Linked DNA regions of Homo sapiens: region 2 is linked to region 1. A link is a loop called in an ENCODE intact Hi-C map of the cell type or tissue named here. Cell type or tissue: heart right ventricle. All regions are shown on one strand. Links, peaks and the distances in the headings refer to the core of each region. The heading gives the core; the rest is flanking DNA.

Evidence for each region. Peaks named below come from ENCODE experiments on the same cell type or tissue, not always from the same donor. Only the 100,000 strongest peaks of a DNase experiment are listed, where the experiment ranks them.
Region 2: it touches region 1 in a loop (2.0-fold over the local background); 26 of 110 quality-filtered maps call a loop at or near these places.

Annotation. Positions count from the first base shown.
Region 1 is chr20:8,848,682-8,859,564 of GRCh38, reverse strand. All of the region lies in intron 31 of PLCB1 (phospholipase C beta 1), which reads right to left. Among named protein-coding and RNA genes, the nearest start is that of RNU105B, 23 kb to the right of the region's middle. RefSeq lists a silencer at 769-1,063. In heart right ventricle, for the core only: CTCF peaks have their summits at 5,400 and 5,601 (motif pointing left); DNase peaks (open chromatin) are centred at 4,134 and 4,794; H3K4me3 peaks cover 1,029 bases; H3K27ac peaks cover 2,731 bases.
Region 2 is chr20:9,167,058-9,177,940 of GRCh38, reverse strand. All of the region lies in intron 2 of PLCB4 (phospholipase C beta 4), which reads right to left. Among named protein-coding and RNA genes, the nearest start is that of PLCB4, 100 kb to the right of the region's middle. In heart right ventricle, for the core only: a CTCF peak has its summit at 4,855; no DNase peak of the experiment used is centred there; H3K27ac peaks cover 1,320 bases.

The DNA.
Region 1 (10,883 bases), core at 3,267-7,266:
TCAAAAGCTAACCATGATGCCATCTCTAGAAGGAAAAGTTATTCAATTCAGCTGTGCGGGAGAGCAGAACTTTAGAAAGCCTTGCTACTCAAAGTGTGGTCCTAGGACCAGTAGTATCACTTCAGGCCCACTCCAGATCTACTGAATGAGAATTTGCATATTAACAAGATCCACAGGTAATCCACATACACATCACATTTTTGGAAACATGAGTTTAAAGGTAATTGTTATGATTTTCTTAATGTGGATTTGAAGCTGAAAGTGTTTAGACTGAACTATTTGGAACAATGTTCTATTTGTGAGCAGATGTTATTTATAAATATTCTGGATTCGGTGCTTCTTTATTAATTAAAGTTCTTGAGCCAATCAAGAACAAGCTAACTCTTCCTAAGTGCTGGCCTTAGAAGTAGATGAACCAATTAAGAATCAGTCCCTACTTCCAAAGCGGAAACCTTGAGGAAGAGGGACCAGCAAAGAGGTAGCAGGCCACCAACCTCAGGGCTTCTGAGTTGGAAGTGTGTTGCCCAGTTTCCTTGCCCAGGTGGCAATCTGAGAGATTATCTTATCCCTCCAAACAAGAGGTATGTCAGGAGGCTAAAGAGGAACTATCTGTCCCACTTCCACTACTCTAATTTTTTTTTTTTTTTTTTTTGCACACTCAAATTGCCAGAGTTTGAGAACACTACCCTAAGAACAAGAGTTGGGAAAAAGGGAATGGCCTTCTTTGTCTACTGAACCCCTTTTTAAAACAAGATCCTATTTTAAGAGCCTAGCATTAGGGTATGTTCAGTTCATCTGGTCACCTCTAAGTAAGTGAGCAAGGAAGACTTGTGAGCTGTTTACACTGTTGAAATATTCCTATGACCCTATCTCCCTTTAGGACTCGAAGCTATGAAAACAAGCCATGTGAAGGTCAGTGCTGTAGTCCATTGAACCCATCAGTGGAAGTGACCCCAGTGGAATCATACAATCTCTGCACACTCACACTGTAGAGAGCCTACATCTTGGAAAAGGTCCAAGACTCCCCGAGGGATCTCACTTGGACTGCTGCAGCCTTATGCCATTTAGATTTGAATGATTTTTGTGTTATTCTAGCCAGGGCCATCCCTGTCCTATCATTGGAATTTAAACATTTCCATTACTACACAACATCAGGGTCTACTGCCAAAAGAAAATGTTCTTTGAAATTATTCTTGTAACTTGTCAGAACAATTTAGATTTCCTGAGTTTGTGATATTTAGATGCTATTACTGAGGACAAGTCCATACCTAAATATTTCATAATGAACACAGGAGCCGCATTACCAAAACTGCTTGTAACAAGAGCAGGCCGTGGTGTGTGTGTGTGAGTGCAAATGAAACAGTATTTAGTTTATGTTTTGACTGCTAAACCTTTAATCTATTTCAGATCCTGGGGTAGTTAAGGATTGGCTAAATAGGCCTCAAGTAAAGCTAACAATAAAAATTAAATAAAAATTTAATTCAAATACTTAAAATTATGAAACTTATTCAAATGACACCCTCAATAAGGTGAGAAGCAAGTGATAAACTGGGCAAATATTTTCACAACAAACACATCTGACAAAAGAATAGTATTGAGAATATATAAAGAATTGTTATGAAGTAATGAGAAGACCAATCACTCAATTGAAAAAAATTACCAAAAGATACAAAGAGGCATTTTGCTTAAGAAGGAACATGTGGCTAAAGGCAAAACAAAAACAAACTAAATAGAAGGGATGGTCAGTTTCTTCACTGATCAGAAAAAGGCAGATCTAGACCACATTGAGATATCATTTCATACTCATCTTAGTAGGAAATATTAGGAAGTCTGACGTTAATATCAACTATTGGCAAGTGTCAGGGTAATACAGTCTTTCATATATTGCTGAAGAAAGTGTAAAGTGGTATAGTTACTTCAGAAGACAATTTAGCATCATCATGTAAAATGGAAGATTCATATTCCCTATGGCCCAGTAATTCCACAGTTTGGTATACAACCAAGAAAACTTCTGGTACAGAGTTTGCATACTAGGAGATATGAGATGGCATGTTCACAGCAGATCTGCTTAAAACAGCAATCAACTGGACATCACTAAATGCAAACTGACAGTAGAATGGATAAGTGCGATACATTCATGGAATAGAATAAGTCAAAATAAACTATAGCAACATTTAACAATATAGATACCTTATACTTAGATATACTTTATTTAAATTTTTTTCATTAGTACACAGAGAGAAGTTCACATAAGAGAAGTGTGGTAGATTGAGTTTTCAAAAACCCACCATTCTTCACTCCTCTTTTGTGACTTGTTTTGTCAATAGGATATGACAAAAGTGATACTGTTGCAGTGCTGAGTTGTTCTCAAAGGGCCACATGTGCCTCTACTCTTGCTATTGAAACCCTGCCACCAGCAAGTGAACAAGCCTGGGCGTGTCTGTTCACAGATTAGAGACTAAGTGGAGAGATCCGGTCGTTCTAGCAGAGGCCATATTAGACCAACCTACATCCAAGTGACCCTCAAACATGAAAGCGGGTCCAACCAGTATCACCAGCAGAGCTGTCCACCTCATGCTCAGTTGACTCCAGACACATAAGTGAGAACAACTAAGACCAGGAGAACTTCCCAGCTCACCAGCTTGTGGATAATAATAAATGCTTATTGTTTTAGGCCCCTGAGTTTTGTGGTGGAATTTGTTATACAGCAATAGCTAACTGATACAACAAATTCATGGACTTAGGATTTTCTTCCACAAAGTGAACACACCCATTTAACCAGCACTCAGATCAATACCAGCACTCCATAAGACCTCTACCTGCCACCTTCCAATCACTAGCCATCCTGTCCCCTACCCAAGATAGCATATTTTCTAACTCTTCATATACACTGAATAATAATGTATATACTTTTTTGTGTCTGGCTCTTTTTATTTATTTATTTTTTTGAGACACAGTCTTGCTCTGTTGCCCAGGCTGGAGTGCAGTGGTGTGATCTCGGCTCACTGTAAACTCCACCTCCCTGGCTGAAGCAATTCTCATGCCTCAGCCTCCCCAGTAGCTGGGAACTACAGGCGTGTGCCCCCACGCCCAGCTAATTTTTGTATTTTTAGTATAGACAGGGTTTTATCATGTTGGCCAGGCTGGTCTCGAACTCCTGGCCTCAAGTGATTCACCAGCCTCAGCCTCCCAAAGTAAGCAACATATTTTTAAGTGAAAAATTGTAGGCTCCCCCAAATTTTATACAGTATAGGTTCAGTATGGTCCTTTAACTTACATTATCATATTTCAATATGATACTCCATATGATACCATTTTTATGAAGTTAAAACAACTAAGATAAAAAAATAAAGTGTTATAGGAATACATATGCATGATATATATGCACATGTATATCTATAACCATGTAAATATAAAAAACAGGAATATATACATGCACACGTTTCAGATTCATTGTTACCTTGAAGGGCAGAGGGTGGAGAATGAAAGGCCAGGGTACCAGAGGGGGAGAAACCAGTATTGTAGTTTTTGTGGTGTATATGGGTGTGTATTATATTATAAATACAGTAATATGGTCTTGCATGGACCAATGAGAAGGAGGTTGTTCATCCAATTTTCAAAATGTGTGTGTAGAGCTACCTAAATAAAGTAGGAGAACAGAAGGGAAGAAAGGGTTCTAAAAAATAACCAGTCTGTGGCAAATTTTACATCTGAGAAGACCAAAAAGACTGAAGACCACAAAATTTAAGTGACTTGGCCAGAAGTCATTCAGATATTCTTATGACATGAATTTGATATGAAGAAAATACATTTTAAAGGTAGTTTTCCCCCCTTATGGTTTATGGTTGAAGCAGATTCTATTTTCTTACAAATGCTGTGTTCTGATATTTAAAATGTTGTCTGGCATCATTAGGTCTCAATCCCTTCTTAGAACAAAATGTTCCTGCTCTCTCCCATTTGAAGAGTATTCTTTCTTCAGATGAGTTTTCTAAACTTTCCTATTAAACTTGCTGGAATGTGAATGGGGAAATTAGAAAGATTTTTGTTTTTTTGTGTGTCAGTGAGGTGATTCATCACAGCACATTTCTTAGAATTTGGAGGGAATCCTGGGTCTGGGAGTGCTGGTGACTTGGAACAGGTTCTGCTGCAGCTGGGTGAACTTGGTCTTTGTAGACTTCTCTCTCAAGTTTATCTCAAGAGGGGGATTTGACCAAAGAGTTAGAATGGAAATAATGGCATTCTTCTCCCATTTCTTATTTCTGACCTAACAGCACAACTCAAAATATACTCAGGTGTTCTTTTATCTTGTGAGATAACTCCCTAGAATTGGTGGGAGTGAGTGGGGGGGGAAGAATCTGCTCTCCCCTGCACCCCTTACCCCATTTCTGAAATGTCTGAATCTTTCTTCCTTCCAATCATATGCTCAAGAATATCAAAAAGAGAAAGATTTCCAAGTCAGTTCTACATTTTGATCACATCCCCCTATTAATCATATGTTTTTGCTACCATCTGCAACAGAGAGAAATTTTAAATTCATTGTGCATACATCGTTTAAAATTTCCCCTCTCCGTTATGTTATTTAAACTTTTCCTACATATCAATTAGTTTGAAATAATAAGTCTTTAGGCTATCCATTAATTGCTGTACTGTAGACATGATCTGTATTTAAAATTATGCAAGGAAAATTAAGCTGAAGCACGAAGGAGTCTTGGCTAACGGTGAAGGCTTCTTAGCCCTTCAGAGCAAGAACTGAGATAACGAGGACAGGAAATACACAGGAGGCTCCTTGCCGAGTTTGTCGTTCGCCAGCGTGGAGACGTGAAAACAGACTGCTCCAGCTGTGGGCTCTTCCTCGCTTTTCAGTTTTCCTTTTGAATTCTTACTGTATTTGGTCATGCCGAGGCAGAAGAAAACGATTGTCAGCCAAAGGTCCTTTTCCAGTAGAAATTTATTATAAATAGTTTAACAGCAACTTGGCTTCGTAATTAATTTCCCTACTCCCCTCCCCTTGCAAAAAACAACACATCTCCATTCTGTAATCTTGATTAAGTTTGTGGCAGGTAGAAGGGCCTGGACCCGGGAGAAGAGGAGAAAAAGGAGAGGTGTTGGGGCTGGTAGCCTTACTCATTAGTGCCTTGATTTTAGTAAACACCATGGTGTTATTGGAAGAAATATTACTTAGAATGAAGAAGAAATCACAGAACTCTCTGTTGCTTGTTCAGAGCCCCTGAGGCCTGGGACCTCTGCAAGATTCTCGGCTTCCTAATAACCAAGGCTCTAGGCAGTGCTAAAAAAAAATGCCCTCTGAGATCTGTCTGCCTGATCTAGTCCCACCCTGTTGGGTGGTAGTTTCAGCAACTGAGGACTGTGCAATTGAGTTTTGCACACTGGAAAAAGAAAGATGGAACGAGTGTTAGAAAGTGGCTCATGGGTGACATTTTTCAGATCTTCCCTACCCAGGAAAGTTTAAGTTTATGGATGTTTATTTTGCCTTTGTGAGCTCTTCCTTTTTTCCCTCTGGCTTCTTGTTTTTGCCTCATGATTAATCATTTTGACTGCAGATCTGGCAATGTCAAGCATTGTGGGGCTCCTCTTGCCCTCTAGTGGTGAAATAGTAAAGTACAGCACTCGAAATACCATATGCCCATTACGAGTAAATGGTTAGAGCTTGGGAGAACAGCGCTTCTTTGTTGAATAACGCTTTGAAGCTTACACACACAATCACATAAAATGCCTCAGCACAGGGGACTGTGGAAGGAGAAGAAAGCGTCTTATTCTGAGTGTCATCATTTAGGAGACTCACACAAAAGTAAGAGAATCTTTCTAGGGAAATGTTCTCTTTTCTTTGCTTGAACTGAAGTTGCAATTTAGAGGCAGTTACCCTTAACCCTGGCATTTTTTTTCCCCCAGTACAAGTGTTCATAGAAGCACCACATGTAATAGGCAAAAGCTGGAAACAACCTAAATGTCCATCAACAGTGGAATGGGTAAATGAAGTGTGGTGTATTCACATACTTTATAGCAATTTTTAAAAACCCGACTACAGCTATCTACAACAACAAAAAAAGAAGCCAGATGCAAAGAACTATAGACTGTATGACTGTTTATATAAAGTTGCAAAACAGAAAAACTAATCTCTGTGTTGACTGACATCAGAATAGCTGTTACTTCCGGATGGAGGTAGTACTGACTGGGTTGGAGCACGAGGGAAGTTTCTGGGGTGTTGATAATGTTCTGTATCTTGACACAAGTGGTAATTTCATAAATTCTGTAAAAATTTGTCAAGCTGCATACTTTTTATCTGGGCATTTAATTTTTTCCTGAGGCTATCTTATATGGACTAATAACCTACTTTATTTTATTTATATAACTAATTGTCATGAGCATACTATTGGATTTATTTCCTTATGTGCCCAAAGTTCCTTTGATAAATACTTTTTTTAAATTTTGTGATAAGCCATTTTTCAGAAAATTCAATATGCACATGTTTTCATATCATCTGTAAATTCATGCATTCTGTGGAAGTTGTTTTTAGAGATGCTTCCACTTTCCAGGTGGTGACACTCACCTGACCTGCCTGACACTCATGTCCCCAATGGATATGGGGGCTGCCACACTGTAAACTGACATAATGTAACTTCTGGCCACCACTCAGGGGCAGTAACAAAATCAGAGGTCACTTCATGACACCTGGAGCCAGCCAGGGGCTATTGGATGTGATCATTCTGGTATACTGTGCTTCTGTTACCTGTAGGATCTAGCATTGGTGAGGTAAGATGGTTGGTAAATATTATAAGAAAACAATAAACATTACAAACCGGGAAAGAGTTGAGAAAATTGGAGAGCAAACTATGCTTTTGGAGATTTGTGGGGGCCTCTGGCACTTTCCAATCTTAGGATGTAAAAGTGAGCCTTCTCACACTAAGCCAATTAATCCAAGAAGTGAGTGCCTCCTTATTCACTGTGTGCCCCTTGTCTGTAACTGACCCTCTACTGATGTGGCTTCTGTGGACAAAGGAAAGGTTAGAAGAGCAGATTTCCCAGGACCACAGGCCCATCTTAAGGAGGCTGGGATATGGCTAGTGGGAGTTCTGCCTTCCTCCACTTCTTGGGACAGAGGCCCTGATGTCAGTCCTGGAATATCAGGAATAAGGTAACTCAGAGTAGTTTCTGTCATTAGACTCAGACTGGATTGGACAGAATTGGTTTTGCTCAACTCTGTCCTGGAGGATTGTTTTGTGGTTGATGAAAAGGAACACTTTGTAACACAGCAATTTTCTTAGGTTCTTCAATTAGGAGTTAGAAAAATGATGGATCTTTCTTTTGGGAGACCAGCAAAAAGATATTCGCTAATGTCAGTAGGTACAATTTAGAAATGACACTTAGTAACCCCAGATGTGGCTGAAATGACAGAATAATTAGGAGGCAGAGATAAAACCTGGCAGCAGGAATGAACTGAGACAGCAGCCTATTTTGCAACTTTATATAAACAGTCATACAGTCTATAGTTCTTTGCATCTGGCTTCTTTTTTTGTTGTTGTAGATAGCTGTAGTCGGGTTTTTAAAAATTGCTATAAAGTATGTGAATACACCACACTTCATTTACCCATGCCACTGTTGATGGACATTTAGGTTGTTTCCAGTTTTTGCCTGTTACATGTGGTGCTTCTATGAACACTTGTACTGGGGGAAAAAGATGCCAGGGTTAAGGGTAACTGCCTCTAAATTGCAACTTCAGTTCAAGCAAAGAAAAGAGAACATTTCCCTAGAAAGATTCTCTTACTTTTGTGTGAGTCTCCTAAATGATGACACTCAGAATGAAAAAAAATGAAAAAAATGAAAAAAAAAAAAACCAAAAAAAGAAATGGAGATGGAAGCACAGGGCTGATGACTTCTGATGGATAGCAGCAGCTGGGGTGACTATGGCAGACATCACTAATCAATCTTAGTGGTACTTCCAGGCCATCTAGATAGCCTTGGAATCCTTATCAACAAAAAGTCCCAGGCATCTGCTACCATATGATGGAGTTGGCATGCAAAAAGTAACCCACTACCATACAGGATAAGGCACTTCGAACTGAAAGTTGAGTAGACACTCAGGGTTATTTTGCAGCCCAGTATAAATCTTCAAGCAATGACTACCTCCTAGGCTACTGTGGCCTGTTGAAGCAAGTTTATATAAGCAAACACATATATCATAAATTGCTAGGGACCTTGAATAACAGGAAATTAGCAGTTATTAAATGCAAATGACTTTAGGAGGAAGAGAGGTAAAGAAAAAGAGTGAAAAGCACTGGTGGTAGTCAGTGGTGGTATGTGAGTATAAGGTAACAAACAGTGATGGTGACTGTGGCTAAAGGGAGCACACAAGGTCATCTAATCGGGGATTCCACTCCTCAGATCCAGCTAATTGCTGCCAAGTCCATTGGAACATGGCCCCAGTGAGCCAGGTCTTTGAATATTTCAATTAAAGCAAGGAAACATTTTTAAAGGATATCTCCTTATTTTTAAAGTTGGCATCCTGTTCAACAAGAAGATGAAAGAACACTAAGAAAAAAACATTATAACAATGTGTGAGTACAATAAACCATGTTTGTGGATTATTCAGCCAGGTTACTGGTTGCGATCTCTGGCTTAAAGATTTTGGTTGGAATAGGAGCATCAGAGACAGGCTTCTGAAATAGGCTGCTGTCTCGGTTCATTCCTGCTGCTATAACATAATATCTTAGACCAGGTAATTTATAATTAATAGAAATTTATTTCTCACAGTTCTGGAGGCTGGGAATTCCAAGACCATGGCACCAGAAGATTTGGCGTCTGGTGAGGGCTCATCTCCTGCATCCAAGATGATACCTTTTTGCTGTGTCCTCACATGGCAGAAGGGCAAAAAGAGCAAAGCAGGCTCCCTCAAGCCCTTTTATAAGGGCACTATCCCCATTCATGGAGGTAAGGCCCTCATGACCTAAACCTCGTAAAGTCCTCACTTAATACTGTTTTACTAGGGATTAAATTTCAGCATGAATTTTGAAGGGACACATATATTCAAACCATAGCAACTTTATTCCTATTTTTTCGGATGTTAGAATGAAAAATCACCAGTCAACTGCCTTGGGAAGTTTAGCCTTTTATCTTTTCCTAACCCAGTAAAGGGAGCCTGGTCTGCTTTCTCAGGAATGTTTGACTCTGGATGTTCCTCTTCATCCATAATTCATGAGCACTATTGGTGCTACTACCTACATTTATACAGCGTCTTACATGCATGAACACACTGCCTGGCTCTGGAAGCACGATTAGAAAATGTTGTGCCTGTGGGTATTTTTGAGCATTTTAGTTTGCCCAAAAGCTGAAGAGTGTCTGCTCTGGCTATGACAGACATTAATATTCACAGTGGCATCTCCTTTGCTCAAGAAAAAAGAAATCTGCTGGGAGTCACACAGCTCTAAATTGAAATCTGTGCACATTTACACTTACGTGTTTTAAAGAGCTGGTTTAGAGTAGTGGTTTAGAGCACATGAGTTCTAGGGCCGGGCTGCTTCGTTCTTTTTTTTATTTTTAGACGGAGTCTTGCTCTGTCGCCAGGCTGGAGTGCAGTGGCGTGATCTCGGCTCACTGCAACCTCCGCCTCCTGGGTTCAAGCAATTCTCCTGCCTCAGCCTCCCAAGTAGCTGGGACTACAGGCCTGCACCAGCATGCCCAGCTAATTTTTGTATTTTTAGTAGATATGAGGTTTCACCATGTTGGCCAGGATGGTCTCGATCTCTTGACCTCGTGATCCGCCCACCTTGGCCTCCCAAAGTGCTGGGATTACAGGCATGAGCCATCGCGCTCAGCCCTGCTTGGTTCTTTTTTTTATATTTTCTTTTAATTTTTAATTTAATTTTATTTTATTGAGATGGAGTCTTGTTCTGTCACCCAGGCTGGAGTGCAGTGGCATGATCTCGGCTCAACGCAACCTCCACCTCCTAGATTCAAGCGATTCTCCAGCCTCAGCCTCCCACATAGCTGGGACTACAGGCGCACACCATCATGCCCTACTAATTTTTGTGTTTTTAGTAGAGATGGGGTTTTGCCATGTTGGCCAGGCTAGTCTCGAACTCCTGACCTCAGGTGATCTGCCTGCCTCGGCCTCCCAAAGTGCTGGGATTACAGGTGTGAGCCACCGCACCCGGCCCTGCTTGGTTCTTAACTCTGTCAGTGAATAGTTGTATGAGCTTGAGCCAGTGGCCAGTCTGCATCTCAGTTTCCTTACATAAAATGATAATGATGGAGCTGACATCATAGATATTGTGGATGATTACAGAAGACAGCTCAGTGCTTGGGTAGGTAGTAAGAACTCAATATCAAGATTTTGAATAATCTCTCATTAGTCAAAAAATGGGAAGCAGTGCCCACTTGAGTGTTTGGCTTCTCTTTTATTTCTACGACCACATATAACTATAGCATTTTAGCAGAAAGAGCTTTGAGAAGCAGAGGGTGCAGTCAGCCTAAATTTCCCTCTCTTGTTCTGAAAGCCTGCAGCCATTCTCTCCCAGGACAAACTGTTTACAGATTCTAAGTGTTTGGCTTCCAAGCCCCCAAAATGCAATCCATTTAGAAAAGCATGAAAAATTCCTCTTTTGAAATTCCAAGTGTGGCTCCCAAGCTCTGACTAGTACTAAGAAATGTTAGGCAGCAGAGAGAAAAGAGGGGAAGCTATTCTTCTTTAGCTCTGATCCTTCTGCAGAGTTTGTCTTTCTAAGTGCACCCTGTGGACAACTGACATCAGAATCACTGGGGGGAACCTGCTACAAAGAGAGTCTCAGTCCTCATCCCGGACTTCCAGATGTGGGCAAGACAGGCCCATCCCTTGGGCCCTCATGGCCCCCCAGCCCTCCTTCATCCAC
Region 2 (10,883 bases), core at 3,251-7,250, 320 kb before region 1:
TGTTTTTATACCATAGGACAATGTACCATATTAATATTTTGGAAAGATGAGATAAGTATCTTCCTTCTACAAAATGAGATGAGGACAGGCAGGTGTTAGGCAGATCAGTTTTAAGAAAGGGTATACGTAAAAGTTTAAAACATGGAAAGTAATCCCTTAAGAATCGCTGAGCCCTTGCATGTATTCCATTAGAATATTTTCATTTAGGCCCAAGTGTATGCCTAAAGTCATCTTGAAAACAAGTAGGATCAAATCAAAACGTCTTTGCATACAACACAATGTCTTTCATGACTTGATGCAAGCTCACTTTCCATTTCCCACCCTTATCCATCTACACCCCTTTTCCAACACTAGCTTGAGAAACTGAATTACTTACATTGGTTCTAAGTTGCTTTCAAGGGGAACATGTGTCAAAATGACTTCCTCCCTTGATTATACTTTGCCCCCAAGCCTACCGCTATTTTAGACACAAGAGATGAGTCACTGAAATTTATACCAGCACCTTGGCCCTGTCTCAGTCCAGTCCCGAGGCTCTGCTTGGTATTCGACACAAATTAACAGCAGTAGTTTAATTAGTTATCATATCTTTAGGATAAAATCTGTAAAACAAACCCAAACCCATTCAACCACATCGTTTATTCCCACACTCCAGGAACACTATTCAGCAATTCCAGCATTTCATATATAGAGACGAGGTTATTTTTATTACTCTGCTCTCCTGCCCCTACTAACATGCTGCTTTTATTTCTATTGGATATATTTTTTCACATTCTGCTTAGTGTCACAATGACCTGTGTATAAATCTGACTTTTTCTGTCTCCATGGGGCCACAGCCATGGGTTCCATCTTCATTTGATTCCTTATTTGATTTCCAAGTTCCAACCACCCCTCCTTGAAAAATCTTTCTTTCTTCGCCACCAGTCCATCATTGTTGCTCCTTATATAATCATTCTTTCTCAGTTTCCTCCATTTGCACTCCCTTTGCCCACTGCTTATCCCAGAAGTTCTTAAACTTTGCATGATACAATACCAGAAGTCACAGCCCCAAAATTGTGGCAGTTATCTTTTCCCAAGTCAGAGGGAAAAAAGCTTCTAACAGTTTCCTCATGTTAGAGTTTCTATTATTTTTCTTAAAAGTTTGCTATTTGACTGTCAGTAATGGCCAGCAAATGACTAAAGTAAACAAACACTAAGGAAAACACAGAAATTACTTATATGTAGTTTAAGGGTTTTGTGTATATGCTCATGGGTTGGAATTTTATGCATAAAGTAAGATCTTATATTTTACTTTGAAAACTGGTGCTTCTTCATATGATATAATAAAATATGTATACATTTCCCTGTTTGTGTGTATGTATATACATTTACATATGTGTGCATAATGTAAATAAATATGCAGTAGATATCAACATAAAATTAAGGTTTTTTTCTATTTGTCTGATAATACATGTAAAAATGGCCTAGTGAAAATACTCAGATACTGCTGGATGGAATGAAAATAGTTCAACCATTTTATAAACCAATTTGGCAGTTTCTTACACATCTGATCATGCGTCTACCACCTCACCCAGCCATTCCATTCTTATTTACCCAAAAGAAATAAAAACATGTTCACACAAATATTTGTACACAAATGTTCATAGGAACCTTACTCTTAACAGCCTGACACTGGAAATATACACATGCCCATCAACAGGTAAATAAGTGGTAGTATGTGCACACAATTGAATATTACTCAGCAATGTAAAAAAGCTATAGAGGAAACAATAGCATGGAGGAATCTCTGAAACATAATTCTGAAAGAAAAAAGCCAGATAAAAAGAATACATAGTTCCATTTGTATGAAATCCCAGAGAGAGCAAAAAGAATCTAAAAGTGACAGGAAAGCAGACTAGTAGTTGCCTGGGGCCAAGGGGTTGGGAAAAATGGACTTCAAGAAGACTGGAACAAGCTTTCTGGGGTGCCAGAAAGGTCCTAAATTGTGATTGTGGTGGTGGTGTACACATTTGCTAAGACTCACGCAATGCAAAATGAGCACTAAAGATGGATCCATATCATTCCGTGTAAATTATAGTTCAATAAAGTTAAGATATTTTAACAGGCCCAATGGACCTTTCACCAAATTTGGAGATAATGTCAGGGATGATCTGATTTGCTATGAATATGGGATTATGTGGTAGATGTGGGGTTTACTTTGAATGACTCTGCAGGAGGCAGATGAGGGGAGGGAGTAGAGTTTTTTTCTATAGAGTGAGCTGTCTATTCATTTTAAAGATTTCAGTGAGTTGATATCATATCACTTATTGGAACTGCCATAATTTTATGGATGAGACACGGACCTAAGAGGAATAAATTGGTGCACTCCAGCATAACATTTGTATTTAATTTGGCACAACTTGGGCTTTAAGCAGTATGGGTAGACTCTTAAACTAAGAAGGACTATTTCTTCCTGATGCCAATCCACAGATTATTCTTTCCATGGTGAAATAAGGTTACTTGGACAATTTATTGGAACTGAGAATCTTTAGTGCACTGTTTATCGGAACTGAAAATATTTGGAGAATGTAGTTTATTGGAAATGACATCCCTGGAAGCTAAACAAATGAATGCATAAACTGATCTAGAGAATGAGACCTAGAAGGGTTCACCCTTCTCCCCAGCACCCTAGTGTGACAATACAAAACACTGATGTTTCTTAAACTTGATTGCACTTCATCATCTCCTGGAGAGCTTGTTAAAACATAGATTTCTGGGCCCCATCCCCAGAGCTTCTGATCCAGTAGGTCTGGGGTGGGGTCTGACAACGTGCATTTCCAGCAATTCCCAGGTAATGCTGATGCTGATGGTGACAACCAATGCTGTATACCCGGTCTTCTGGACCTATGTCCTACTATAGTTCTGGAATGGCATATCTATGAATCAACTAAAAAGAAATCTATTTATTTCACTAGCTACACCATCAGTATTAATAACAATAAGACAGGTCAAAAGAGAAAATGTCATGATTCTTAGAAACAAAGACGGACAAATTGTTCCTGCCTCAAATAATTTGTGGATAGATGAGTTTTTCTCAATTCTTAGATTACTAAGTAGCTTCTGTATTTCTGACATTAATTTTGCCACTCTCTTATCAGCAAACATGAATATTACACTATGTTCTGCTGATAAATGACAGTCATAAGTTCAAAATGTATATCATTTTCCAGTGTCAGATGACAAAGATAAGACAATTGTGAAGGAAGGACTAGTGATTAACAAGAAGTTATATTAAAAGTTGGAAAACAAGGAAGAAAACCACAAATAGCAATAGCAGCAGCAATTTCCCAGGGGAAAATAATTAGGCTTTAAAGAGCTTAATAGTCAAGGGACCAAGGAGGGAAGAAACATCTTAATTAGTAGGAAATGTAGATGAAAAGAAAACTACAATGTAAAAAAGGCTTGAAATATACAATATTGCCAGGTAAAATTGAAAAGAAAAAAAAAAAAAAGAAGAATAGGCCAGGTGCAGTGGCTCACACCTGTAATCCCAGCACTTTGGGAGGTAGAGGTAGAGGATTTCTTAAGCCCAGGAGTTTGAGACCAGATTGGCCAACATAGTAAGACTCTGTCTGTACAAAAATAAAAAATAAAAAAAAAATTAGCTAGGCATGGTTACGTGCCCTTTGTCCTAGCTACTAGGGAGGCTGAGGGAGGAGGATTCCTTGAAGCTGGGAGATGGAGGCTGAAGTGAGCCATGATCACGCCACTGAACTCCAGCCTCAGCAACAGTGAGACCCTGTCTCCAGGAGAAAAAAACAAAACAAAACAAAACAAGAAGCAGCAGCAGTAGCAGCAAAACCAAGCCAAGAAATAAAGGAGAGTTGTTTTATTTTTGTGCGATTATTTAATATAGCATTTAAAAATAAGATATACCTAGATACGGTAATTTGTGAAGGGGGAGAATCAGTTTTTTAAATAAATATTCTCATCTTATTTGGTGGATAAATATCCAACTCCAGGGAAATAGAAATCAGTGCCAGTTCCTCAGCACTGTAGAGGTCACAGCCTGAAGGAATTAGATGCTTCCCTGAAGGTGGAAGTGGGGAAGTGAATTTGGGGTGTGGAACATGGAACCTGTGAATAGTCACCTTACACAGCAAAGGGGGCTTTGCAGACAAGATTAAATTAAGGATCTTGAGATAGAGAGGTGACTGTATTATCTGAGTGGGCTCAATGTAATCACAAAAATCCTTTAAAAATGAAAGAGAGAGGAAGAAGGATCAAAGAAAGACATGTGACAATAGAAACAGAGTTCAGAGGGATTCAGCCATAGTCACGGGATGTGCACAACTTCAAGAAGCTGGACAAGGCAAGGAATACATTATCTCCCCCAGAACCTCCAGAAAAAACACGGTCCTGCAGGCCTATTTGACTACCAACATCAAGAAGTGTAAGATAATAAATCTGTGCTTTAAGCCACTAAGTTTACGGCAGTTTGTTACAGCAGCAACAACAGGAAACTAATTCAGATGTCTTGGGATGCTGGGTGGAACTGGAGAGCGTGTGTCTCCTCTAAAGGAAGAACACAAGTCTGCATGTGGCCAGATCTTCTAATTTATCAGGAGATGAGGTAAATCTGTTTGCATAAAGTTGGCAACTAGTAACACTGTGCAGGACCAAAAGTATGGTCAAAACATTGACTACTGCTCTTTATTTTCTTATTGAGTAGGTCCAATCATGCGATGCATCTAACTAAGGACACAGGATGGATAAAACAATGCAATGCCTTTTACTGGCTCAACGCTACACCCCAGACCACAGACCACACCAAAGCTTTGCAAGGCCAACCAAGAGTTCAGCAGTTGACAGAGCTCCTATATTTACAGCCAGGAGGCACTGCAAGCAAAGCATAGTTCATCATCTGTTCCCAAGTCTTTGGAAACTGAACTTCAGAGTGAGATTTTTCTTATATTCTAGATCATGGATGGGGTCAACCTGCACTATGGAGTCATTCTACAAAATGAAATTATTTCAGAAAAACAATTTGCTCTTTGCAGATAACAGGAATTATTAAAGTGCCAAACATTATTACTGAAACATGGCCAGACATATGGAAGTAACTTTTAAAAACAAAGACAAAAACAAAACAGAAAACCCCAGATTATTTTGCCTTAATATAATCCTCCTGTTAATTCTGTTCTTAGGGCGAGTTGACAGGGGAAGGGGAAAATGAGGTTTATCATGTTTGCAGAGACAGTGGCCTCTCTTAACATTCAGGCACTCGGCCAACAATATTTATTAAATGACAGTTTTCCAAAACACTAAACAAGAAAAGGAAATGCGAATGGAAATGCAAAATAAGTGTTAAGATGGTGTTTCTGCAAAGAGGACTTACATTGGAAGACATGGGAAGACTAATACATAAAATATAATTAGAGAGTAATTAACAGTCTTTATCTACACAGGAGAGTAACACCAAAAGGTTTATAAGCCAATGCAATATGCACTCAGGAAAGGGAGAGATGGACAGGGATTTGACTTATAGCAGTGAGGAAAGCTTCAGCAAGGTGAGGTTTTATGCTTAACTTTCAAGGATAGGTAGGATGTATGTAGAAAATGAGTAAGATATTCCACTCAACAGGGAATTGGCTTGGTGACTTCTCTCTTATTATGGAATCTTAAGTTTTTAGTTGAAGCTGAAAACATACTAAAACTGGCATTAAATGGTGGTCCTTTGTTATATGATGAATTCTTATATTCTAGATCATGGATGGGGTCAACCTGCTCTATGGAGTCATTCTACAAAATGAAATTATTTCAGAAAAACAATTTGCTCTTTGCAGATGAAAGGAATTATTAAAGTGCCAAACATTATTACTGAAACATGGCCAGACACATGGAAGTAACTTTTAAAAACAAAGACAAAAACAAAACAGAAAACCCCAAATTATTTTGCCTTAATATAATCCTCCTGTTAATTCTGTTCTTGACAAGTTGACAGGGGAAGGGGAAAATGAGGTTTATCATGTTTGCAGAGACAGTGGCCTCTGCAAGCACTCTGCCAAATATGGAAGATCGATTGATATTTCTTTCCATTCCATTGAGGCTTAAAATTATGAGGAGGGGGGAAATAGTCATTATTTCCCACAATTCTCCACTTACATAATACACAACTGCACAAATAAATGCAGATAATATGCTTCTGCCGCCTCCAATTACATCATCAGATGAAATATTCAAAGTAGAAGTCTCAGATACTGTTGCAACCCAGTAGAATGATGCTTAAATTTATAACCTGAATTTATTTTTCTTAAAACATGGCTCTCTGAGTTATTTTTTTGCCAAAACTGACTGTAGCAAGTGTTTGCAATACTTGTTCTGTCCTTTCCTCTCAGAGAAAAGCAACTATAAATTAAGTAACTTGGAAAACAAGATTAGAATAAATATGCACATACAGATTCTTGTTGTTCTGGTCTATAGTTTGACAACTATACATTAGCCCTAACAAAATATGGTCTCTGGTTTTAATTTTTGAATAGACAGCTGCTGAATATTTGTGCAGTTTGGTTCTAAGGATTGCATACTGTACTTTTTGAAACTACTGGAATATTCTCTTGCATTCTTTTGTGAGCAAGGAAACGTAAACTGTCTACTAAATGATGTACCTTTGAAAATCACTACATATTTCTTTGTAGCATTCTAAAGGGGACTGTAAAAGAAGCTTCTGAGCGCCTACCATATGATAGGTAACTCCAAGTTATACAATGTGGATTTCTTACAGAAAATACCTGAATAAACCCATCGTTTATAAATCATATTCACACACACACAAAAAAACTATGTCAAGGTGTGAATAAGAGCTTAAGGAGCTGTGTGAGTTTTCAGAGATGAGTCTCATATTCCACTGAAGTAGTGATTTGTGAAAAGGAGCAAACCAAAAATGGGAGTTTCATGGTACCGTCAAAGAACTCAATGTGAGCACTTTACAGCCCCTAAACAACTTTATGGTGCTGGTATAACTCATTCATTTTGACCATATCCCTACCGCTATGTTAGATATTCAAAAACTGCTTCTTCATGACCAAAGAGATTGTGGTACATTTTAACTTTCTGCCTCCAGGCCATTTTGAGAGTCTGGCAATTCAGACAATTAGCTTTCTGGATAGCTGAGGTTTTACCGACTCTGTGAACCCACATCAGGGCAGATCCAAATCAACCCCAGACCTTGTTAGGTACCTGAAGGTAAAGCTGACTGAAACTACTGCCCACAAACATGGAATGTCATGAATTATCATTATTACAAGGATAGAGCTTTCTGTTTCTGAAGAAGCAGTGTGAACCAACTTATATTTCAGGCTAAATGATGAGGTTACTGTATCCTCAAACACAATCTTCGTAGGAAACAGCTGCCTGAAAGAGGAGTTTTTTTTCTTTATATCCAGAGAAACCAGGTGTGTCAGCCCAAAGAACCTCTCAGAACATGGTTTACCTCCATGTCTTTGCATCTCTATTTATGTTATCTCACCAGCCATCTCATAAAACATGATAAGAATCAATAAAGTCATTGGAAAACATCTGTACCAAGTAAAAAACAGATAATCTAAGCTACTCTTGTTAAAACTTTAGTTCTGTCAGAAATAAATTAGTCCTAACAAACTAAATATTAATTTGTAAGAAAGTGTTGTACAACATGCATTCCTAAGTATGAAAGTAACTTGCATGAAATAAAACTGATCAAAGCACAATTTTGAAGAAATAAACTAACCACAGATCACTTGCAATCAGTAAATCCTTCTTTGGAGAGACTCAAAAAAGAACGTAAAGGTTGGGGAAGGAATGCAGGAACTTTCTCCGGTGGTGGTAATGTTCTATATCTTGCCAGGACTGATTTATCTGGGTGCGTCCACTTGTTGAAAGTTCAAGCTATGTACAAGTAAGGATGTGTGCATTTCATCGAATAGAAATTTCGTATGAATAACTGATAAGAAATATTGAACTCCAGTTAATAATAAGCATGCTGGAATATACAAACTATGCCTGCAGTTTATTTTTAAATCCATCAAAAATAAGACAGTGAAAGACAGAGGGATAAGTGGATGGACAGATAATAAAGGCAATAAAGTGTTCATGGTAGAATCTAGGAGGTGAATACACAGCTGTTCATTGTAAAATTCTTTCAAATTACTATATGTTTGAAATTTTCACAAACAATGTTGTGGAGGAAAGTACAATGGGAAGGAATCACTGAAGAATTTGGAGTATCACACCAACACCCCACTGCCCACTTCCTTCCCTTCAGGAGTTCAATTCACATGGTATCTAGAACCCTGGCAGAGTATTTATTTATTTATTTATTTATTTATTTATTTATTTATTAGACAGTCTTGCTCCGTCACCCAGGCTGGAGCGCAGTGGCACGGTCTCAGCTTACTGCAACCTCTGCCTCCCGTTTCAAGCGATTCTCCTGCCTCAGCCTCCAGAGTAGTTGGGATTACAGGTGTGCACCACCACGCCGGGCTAATTTTTTTTTTTTTTTTTAAGAGATGGGGTTTCACCATGTTGGCCTGGCTGGTCTCAAACTCCTGACCTCAAGTAATCTTCCTGCTTCGGCCTCCCAGAGTGCTGGAATTACAGACTGGCAAAGTGTTTACATTGAGAACTCAAGACACATATCTCACAAGCTGAGACATGGAAAGTTTTTATGAAAATCAAATGCCCAAAACTGGATTATTACATTGGAAAATTGTGTGTTAAGTGAGAGGAAGGAAGCAGCTCCTCACAAATAAAGTTTCTATATTTAAATTCACAGGGAGCTAAAGTGGAGCACCTGCAAGCCAGATTGGGCAGAGGATGCCACAGAAGACTCAGGTTCAAGATGCAAATCAAACTCAATGCATTTAAAAGGCTCCTGATTGGCAGGACATGAGGGCAGACAGGAGAAGAGGATGAGCCCTTGGTGGTTGTAGCAACCGCAAAGGGAGACTTGAGCTTGAAAGGTGGGTGTTGAGCTTGAACGCTTTCTTAATTGGTGGCTGCTTGGGCTGACAGGCAGGAGTTGGGGCTGCCAAGGATGACGAGTCCTGGAAAAGACTGCTGTGGAAGTTCAGCAGAGGTGACAATCCCACACATTTCTACCAGAGAAAACAAGCCACACATCATCAGTTATATCAGCCACAAAGCGGCCAGTGTCACCAGCTAGTCGATTCCCCTCAATCACATCTCAGTCATGAGCTTCGCAAACTGACTGCCCACTATGGACAGACAATGTCCATTAAGTGAAAAACAATGACCTGAGCAGTTATTTGGTATCTGGTGGTGTAGCTCCTCGCTAGTCAAAGTGTGGTCCCTGAAATGGTGGCATTAGCAGCACCTGGGAGCCTGTTAGCAATGCAGAATCTCAGGCCTCATCACCCCACACCTGCTGTGGTACAATATGCAGTTAACAAAATCACAAATGATTCACACGCACATTAAAGTGTGGAAAACAGTGGAGTGATCCGATAACAAGCCCACAGACCGAGTCTCAATTACTTGGGTCTTCTCAACAGCAGCTTCATCAACAGCGTCACCTTCAGAGAAGACAGGTGCAGGTAAACAGGTGCAGGTAAACAGGTAAGCAACATTAAGCCTTGCACACCTTGTCTCCTGGAAGCACCTTCTCCTGCTCTATAATGCTTCAGTTCTAGCCTCCATCTGTATAAGATAACTTACCCCAAAGCCCCGGGAGAGTCTATAAAGATAAAACACAGTTGAACTTGTGTTGAAAATTTGGAAAGTTTCATATGCTTTAATGTGTCTGGAAATATTCTCTGTATCTTTGGAGAGTGCATCACTTTATATGTAATTGCTCTTTAATGTAAAAAGCACATAAAGTGGTTTTTTTCCAACAGGTAATAACTATCAAAGGAATTCTTAGGCCACTGTCCCTGCTTCAGCTATAAAAGACAGCTGTGAAAGTTCTTCATGCACCCTTAAAAATTGCCATAGAATGTTGCATATTATTCATGTATAAATCTGTCGAAAATAAGTTTATTTTAATGGTCATGCTTTGTTTACTTCAGTCATTATAATTAAGATTGTTTATGCTCAAATATCTGTGGCTAGTCATGGTTTCACCGTTTGTTTCATAACTACATGTGTTTAAGGCGTGCCTAACTGAAAAAATAAAGTACGCAAATATGAAATATGTTTCTAAAGCTATTCAAAGCCAATTATTCGGTACTAAGTACAAGTTTCATACTTCAGCATCACTCCTCTGTCCATGAACATGTGCATATTATATGAAAAAATGGGTTTTAGAAACATAATTACCAAATACACAAACCAACTTTCTAAGTTGTTAATTTTTACTCTCTGATTTCAGAAAGGAATTTTACATAATGGCTCATTAACTTTCCAAGACAATGAATAAGTACGCGTTCATGTTCAAAGTATATTTTTATTCTCACTTCTTATTTAGGAAAAGAGACTTGAAAATAATCATTTTACCCATCTGAATATGGTTGAACAAAAAAAGTGGCAATCAAAACAAAATACTGAAATATGTCCCATATTTTCATTACTAATTATGAAAAAGAAAAATGAATTAGCTTTTTAAAATTTATGCCTTATAAAAAAAGTTTAACATCATCTGTGCTTTATCACATTATATTTAAGTATTCACAGAAAGTATTATCAAGGGACTGTTTTTTTTTAATAGACCTCATTTCTTAGAGCAGTTTTATGTTCATAGCAAAACTGAGCAGAAGGTACATAGATTTCCCATATATCCCCTGTCCCCACACACAGTTAATTTTTAAAATATGGAGTGTGATAAATAAAACACACCAAGAAATCCTACCAGCCAAGCAAATCATACCTATACATGTCTTATGGAAAACTCTATTCGAGTTACAGTTAGGTTT